2 separate regions of the Homo sapiens genome follow, and region 1 is linked to region 2. Evidence: chromatin contacts called from ENCODE POLR2A ChIA-PET data. All regions are on one chromosome and are shown on one strand. The core of a region is the stretch at or near the end of the contact, and the rest is flanking DNA. Distances in the headings are between cores, read along the strand shown. Region 1 holds the start of ZIC2 (Zic family zinc finger 2). Region 2 holds the start of CLYBL-AS2 (CLYBL antisense RNA 2).

Region 1 (3,547 bases), core at 1,048-3,547, 290 kb after region 2:
GCCAGGAGAACACGCCCGAGGCGCTGGCCTCAGGCTGTCCCTTCACACCTCCGCAGCCTCTGGGCCCTCCGTTCCCTCTCTAGTTACCTCGGGAGCGCGAGATTTGGGCGGCGGGACAGGAAACGTCCGCAGCGGTCAGCCAGGCGCGGCGCCGGGAGCGGCCTCGCCGCTGGGCCACCGCCCGGGTGGTACTCCCTGCTCCTGGAGAAGGAGTGGATGGATATATATGCTTTCTAGAAGGTTTAAGCCCTGCCGTGTCTGACGGCTTCTTCTCCCGAGACCCTGAGCCTGACCCGCAGCCAAACTCCGGCCTGAGTCTCGCTTGGTCTCGGGCGTTCCCACACTTCTCAGCCCAAGGATGCGCGGCCCGGCTTCTGGGCATTTACCCTGAGGGTGACACTGTCTTTAAACGACTTCCGAACAACCCCCTTCCACGCAGGGGCCGCTGCCCAGTGTTTACTGCTGTAAACGGAGCAGGACGCAAGCGGCGGGTGGGGAGCTCAGCGCGCCGAGGGGCGGACGGGGACGCCGCGGGGGGCGGGGAAGGCGGTGTCTGGGTGGGCGTCCGGAGGGTGGGAAGAAGGGGCATGCCTGGCTTTCTCTGTGCCCACGGTCCTGCACCTGTGGTTTCAATGCCACAGAGCAAGTTTACAAAGGCGGGGTGAAAGTAGGGAGCGTGCCAAGCGGGCAGCAGACCAGCCCCCCGCCGCTCCTTGTGGCGCGCTCCCGGCGAGGCCCCGGGCCTGAAATGTCCCCGCGCGCAGAGCCTCCTGCCAGGCGACCCAGCTGTTAGCCACCTCTCGAGCGGCCTGGAGTGCTCGGGCCAGGCGTCCCCGGGGTTTTCGGTGTCCGCTGGGAGCTGCTCAGATCCCGGGGAAGTCGGTGGCCTACGCAGAAAGACTGGAGCGCTGGGTTGCCTCCCATTCCTGACCCGGCTGAGGGCGCCCTGACCCCGCGGCCCGGGCCCGCGTCCGAGCCACGCTGGACGCCCGGCTCCCGGGAGCGCCGCGGTCGGCCAGGACTAGAAGCCGCGGCGCCGAGGTCTCGGGAGAAGCGCGGCAGGATGGCAGGCCGGGCCCACGGGCACGTTCGGCGGCTGCCTGAGCCGGCAGCAGCTCAGGGAGCGCGAGGACTGAGGGGCGGGCCCGGCAGCGGGGCGGGGGCGCGGGACTGACTAGGCCGCGGCGGCCAATCGCGGCGCCGGGAGGGCGGGCGGGGCGGGAGCCGCCGTTAAAGGGGCGGTTTGACCGGGGGGGCCCGGCCTCGAGCTGGAGGGAGGGAGGGAGGCCGGGGCGGGAGACTAGGGGGTGCGGGGGGAGGGGAGAGGAAAAGGAGGAGACAAAAAATAAAAAATAAAAGGCTGCCGCTGCAGCGTTGGCGGCGCCCATCGAAATCAACGGAGGCGGTGGCGAACGCAGCCCACCGCAGCCGAGACCTGGGAGCCCGCCTGGGCCTCACACTCCCTCGGGTCGCGGACTGCGCTGGGTCCACGCGGCGCGGTCACTAGTTCCGGGCCCAGCGCCCAGGCCCGACCGGCGGGAGGGAGGAGGCGAGCGAGAGATCACTTTTTTATTGTTGTTATTGTTTTTCAGCCCAGCCTCCCCCTCCTCCCCTCCCCCTGCTCGCTTTCTCCCCTCCCACATCCCCCTCCCCCCTACTCCCCCGCCTCCTCCTCCGGCACAACTTAAAGAAAGGGGGAGCGGCGCGGCTGCTGCCTTCATCTGGGGAAATTCGTGGCCACTGCAAGTTTACTACGCGAGGCGCAGCCAATGCCAAGCGCCGAGGCCGAGGAGGGCTAAACACTGCGGCCGCGGCTCCGAACAATAACCGCCGCGCGCGGGGCGGCGCGAGTAGGGCCGCGGGGGAGGGAGCTGTCGCCGCAGAGCGCCGCGGAGAGGACGCCTGGACTCCGCCTGCCGCCCCGGCGCCCCCGCCGCGGTCAGGTGGAGCCGCTGGTGCGCTGGCCCCGGGTGCCGAGCGCGGAGCTCGCCTCGGTCCTCTCCTCGCCCGTCTGCCTGGCGTGCGCACGGCCGCCGCGGTTGTGACTGCATTCTACCGGCGCTGCTCGGTGCGGCCGGGCTCCGGGTCCGCTGGGCGTGCGAGTGAGTGTGTGCGTGCGCGCGCGGGTGCGCGCAGGGGTGGGGGCTGCGGCGCGGCGCTCGCCCCCCGGTAGCCCCCCTCTCCTCTCGGCTCCCCACACCTCCCTCCGGCTCCCTCCTCCCGCCCGCCCTCCCCTGCCCTGCCCGCCCGCCCCCGCCGCAGCTCCTTTAATACACTTTGGTTCTCCGCCTGGCTTTGGACTCTTCTCCTCCTCCACCTCCTCCTCCTCCTCCCGCGCCGCCGCCTCCTCCTCCTCTTCCTCTCCGCGCCTTCGCTACGCGCCCGGCCGCCCGAGGCAGATCCAGGCGGCGGCGGAGGCGGCGGGCGCAGGAGAGCGGCTCCCAGGGCTGAAGTGGCCGCCACCACCGCCGCCTGCGCCTGGAGCCCGGTGGCCGCCGGACGCACCGCGCGGATCGGGAGCGGGAGTCGAGGCGGCGCGGAGGCGCAGGGCTCGCAGGGGCGGGCGGGCGCGCTGGCCATGCTCCTGGACGCGGGTCCGCAGTTCCCGGCCATCGGGGTGGGCAGCTTCGCGCGCCACCATCACCACTCCGCCGCGGCGGCGGCGGCGGCTGCCGCCGAGATGCAGGACCGTGAACTGAGCCTGGCGGCGGCGCAGAACGGCTTCGTTGACTCCGCCGCCGCGCACATGGGAGCCTTCAAGCTCAACCCGGGCGCGCACGAGCTGTCCCCGGGCCAGAGCTCGGCGTTCACGTCGCAGGGCCCCGGCGCCTACCCCGGCTCCGCTGCGGCTGCCGCTGCGGCCGCAGCGCTCGGGCCCCACGCCGCGCACGTTGGCTCCTACTCTGGGCCGCCCTTCAACTCCACCCGGGACTTCCTGTTCCGCAGCCGCGGCTTCGGGGACTCGGCGCCGGGCGGCGGGCAGCACGGGCTGTTCGGGCCGGGCGCGGGCGGCCTGCACCACGCGCACTCGGACGCGCAGGGCCACCTCCTCTTCCCGGGCCTGCCAGAGCAGCACGGGCCGCACGGCTCGCAGAATGTGCTCAACGGGCAGATGCGCCTCGGGCTGCCCGGCGAGGTGTTCGGGCGCTCGGAGCAATACCGCCAGGTGGCCAGCCCGCGGACCGACCCCTACTCGGCGGCGCAACTCCACAACCAGTACGGCCCCATGAATATGAACATGGGTATGAACATGGCAGCAGCCGCGGCCCACCACCACCACCACCACCACCACCACCCCGGTGCCTTTTTCCGCTATATGCGGCAGCAGTGCATCAAGCAGGAGCTAATCTGCAAGTGGATCGACCCCGAGCAACTGAGCAATCCCAAGAAGAGCTGCAACAAAACTTTCAGCACCATGCACGAGCTGGTGACACACGTCTCGGTGGAGCACGTCGGCGGCCCGGAGCAGAGCAACCACGTCTGCTTCTGGGAGGAGTGTCCGCGCGAGGGCAAGCCCTTCAAGGCCAAATACAAACTGGTCAACCAC
Region 2 (3,149 bases), core at 573-3,072:
CTTCCTCCACTCAAAAATCTCTTACAGAATCTTTGACATTTTAAGCTTCATTACTGCAAAGTGGATATAGTTCATTCTCAGCTTCAGGATTCCAGAAGCATACATACCAGGTCAGAATGGAGAGGCATCACGCTTTCCTTCAGCAAGCTTCAGGGGAGACAGGATTTAGGGTGGGCTACACATATACCAGTTGTAGGATGTTTTGAACTATATTCTTGCAATCACAGACAGGTTGTCCCAGAGAAAATAATCTGGCTCTAACTTCTCTTGTTATCAGTGAAAAGCAAAAATTACTTAGTGCAGGTATGCTTAAAGGAAGAAAAAGGCAAGAGAAAAGTGAGAGGTAAAAATTATTACCATTTTAATTCCATGATTCTCAGCAATGAAGGAGCATGATTGAAATCCCATGTGCCCAGTCATATCTGTAAATGAGAGTATGATTTTTGAAGACTGTATTCAATTGTTTCAACTTGAGCAATTGCAAGTAAGACTTAGGACTGTGTTTACCAGTTACTGTTATTTACTATTACTTTCTAAATGTGACCTGACTTGAAACCTTTATAGATGCAATTTTTATCCATCACAGAACAAGCTCTAAAGAGGAGAGCAGCTTCAACTTTTTCAAGTATTTTTTTTAAAAGGATTTAACTTTGACCAACACCAAACTTGCATCTTGTTAAGGTAACTAATAACTGACTGCTATAACAATATTTAGAATTTTGTTTAACAGCAACTGTCAAAAAAACAAGTTAAAATAGCCCAGGAGATGGATGGCGATTAACTCTGCGTTCTTTTTAGACTGTGTTATTAATTAGCTCTCTAGACTCAAATAGGTTACATCCTCTGAGCAGTAAATTGCATGCCATTTGCAAGCTCTGTGGATGAAATTTACATGTGGCCTAAATGCTATCCACATTGTTTTGTTAAGTAGCATTTTATCTCTCTGGACTGGTCCCTTGCCTCCTCCCCCAGCCCCAGTGGAAAGTTTTATTCACTTTTCTTGCGGGAAGGGAAAGTCGCATGTAGTTTGGTCATTTGGCGCCATCTTCTTTTTTATTGTTAAATCCACTAAAGGCAGTCATGCCTGGCAGTACCAGGCGGGCTCCTTCCGGGGTTCTGGTCGGCTAAGCATTCAGAGTTCTTTGCTTTTTATTTACTAGAAATGTTTTCAGCTTCTGTCTTTGCTTTAAGATCTGATTAAAAGGAACCTTAAAAAAGGAACATAGATTTTGGTGTATGTTTTTCCTCTCTACTTCTCTTCCCTGTGCCCCCCAAACCCAATCACCAACTTCCCCCATCCCCAGCAAACACGGGCTTTTTTGTGTATTTATTTAAAAGCATTTTAGGAAGCACCGTAATACCGCACAGCTTGGAGGTTAAGATAGAATTGGATGTTTCCCTCACCATCAGTTGATGGAATCATCAGTGTTCCGGTTCTATTTATCTTCATGATTTGAGAATGTTTCTGAACAGCTGCCCTTCCGAGGATGCTGGTATTTAGACAGACCTTCCTGTCATTTATCTGACTCACAGGCACAACTCTTTTGAAAGAATTAATATCAAACTTACATATGAAAATCTACCATTTAGAAATGGATTCTTTTTCAGTACCTACTTTTCAATTCAACCGGGGAGATCCCATCTATTTTAAAAAATCATTAATCACATACTTCTGACATTTTCCCTTTCAGTTTCCTCAGGGGGAAAAAAGTTATTTGAATAACAAACAAACAAACAAAAACCCCTCATCGCAAATAGCTGTCAGCCTCCTATGTGAACAAAAGCGCTCTCTCACACTGAGACCTACCGTGTTTTGTTTAGTTAGAGGCAGCAGGGTGGTAGGGACACTATGCAGAAAGGCTTGGGTTAATGAGCACTTTCTGGATTGAGTGTCTCTCCTGATTAACCCTTGGATTACTTGCTTTGAGTTGCTAACCCTCTCTCACTGCCCACTCAAGAATTTCCCACATGGTAGCCTCATCCATAGATGCCCTTCCCTAGATGCACTGATGGTAGACAGCATAAAAATGTGTAAGCACTGTAGCTTTCCAATGAACTGAAACAAAAAGCTTAAGCATTACTTTTTATTTCCTTGATCTAAAGAACATGTTTTGGGGGATATTTTCTTAATCAATATCTAAGTTATCTAGAGTTATAAATACTATAAATAAATTAGTTACAAACTAATTTTTAGACACAAGTCTTTTGTTCAAACCAACTCTTACATAGAAACTCTAAAAATTTGGGGGGGAAGGGGACAGTTGGGGATCAGAATCACTCCCCATTATCTCTCTGTTGGTGCTCCCCAAAGGATCTTCAGGGAACGACGTTTAAAAACCATTTTGTATCATGAAATGGGACCCGAAAGACATTCTTTCTAGTGACTTTGTGTTAGATTGAGTCATATGAAATTGCCACTGTGTGACCCATTTTGACCTAAAAAAAAAACCAAAAAACAAAAAACAAAAAACCAGCACTAGGGTACCAGAGTATTTTTAGTGTAATCACTGTACGTGATAAGAAAATGGAGAAATGAGAAAGCTTGAAACTTAGACTATAAGCTCCTCATAAGCTAATAGCGACTTCCTCCCTTCTTCCGCAGTCACCTGGCAAGTCCCTTCTATGTGCTGCTGGTTCTAGGGATACAGAGATAAAAGGCGTAGTCACTGCCTCCAAATCATCACAGTGCAAAGGACAAATAAATACAGAAGGACCCATGGGATGAAGAAACAGCCCAGGGTGGTGGGAACACAGAGCGAGAGTTTCTAGGATCTTGAAAGCCATGTTGCACGGAGCTCCCGGTCCCTGAGTTTTCAGACTGATCTTTCTGTGGACTGTGCCTAAGTAATAACAGTTTCAGAACGTAGAAACTCAGTGTACATCCTTCATAGCCAGGATGGATATGATAGCCTGGAAGTGAACAGTAAATCCAGTGATTTGTTTTCTTCACTCATTCTTTCATTTTAAGAAAGTGCTTAGAATCCACAAGTTGTGCTTAATGCCAGCAGACGCATTACATATGCCAGCCCTGCCCCTTAGTCACAATTACTCCCCACACTGACCTCCCATTGCATTTAAAAATTGTCGCTTTATTGAGACATAGTTCAGCTCTCATAAAGTTCACATTTGTTTTTTTTGTTTTTTTTTTT

The links. ChIA-PET counts read pairs that join two places held with the same protein, here RNA polymerase II (POLR2A).
Region 1: POLR2A ChIA-PET joins it to region 2 with 49 read pairs in WTC11. The contact joins the promoter of ZIC2 here to the promoter of CLYBL-AS2 in region 2. POLR2A ChIA-PET finds 5 or more read pairs at or near these places in 5 of 52 experiments (H1, HEK293 and WTC11).

The regions. Positions count from the first base shown.
Region 1 is chr13:99,979,487-99,983,033 of GRCh38, forward strand. ZIC2 (Zic family zinc finger 2) reads left to right here and starts at 2,298. Exons shown (of 3, transcript NM_007129.5): 1 at 2,298-3,547. The coding sequence starts at 2,579. RefSeq lists silencers at 880-1,129, 1,958-2,087.
Region 2 is chr13:99,689,149-99,692,297 of GRCh38, forward strand. CLYBL-AS2 (CLYBL antisense RNA 2) reads right to left here and starts at 1,823. Exons shown (of 2, transcript NR_046526.1): 1 at 1,405-1,823; 2 at 950-1,208. The region is part of intron 1 of CLYBL (citramalyl-CoA lyase); the gene reads left to right. LOC124903199 (a long non-coding RNA gene) reads left to right here. Exons shown (of 2, transcript XR_007063848.1): 2 at 1-1,221. RefSeq lists a silencer at 1,667-1,961 and an enhancer at 3,002-3,149.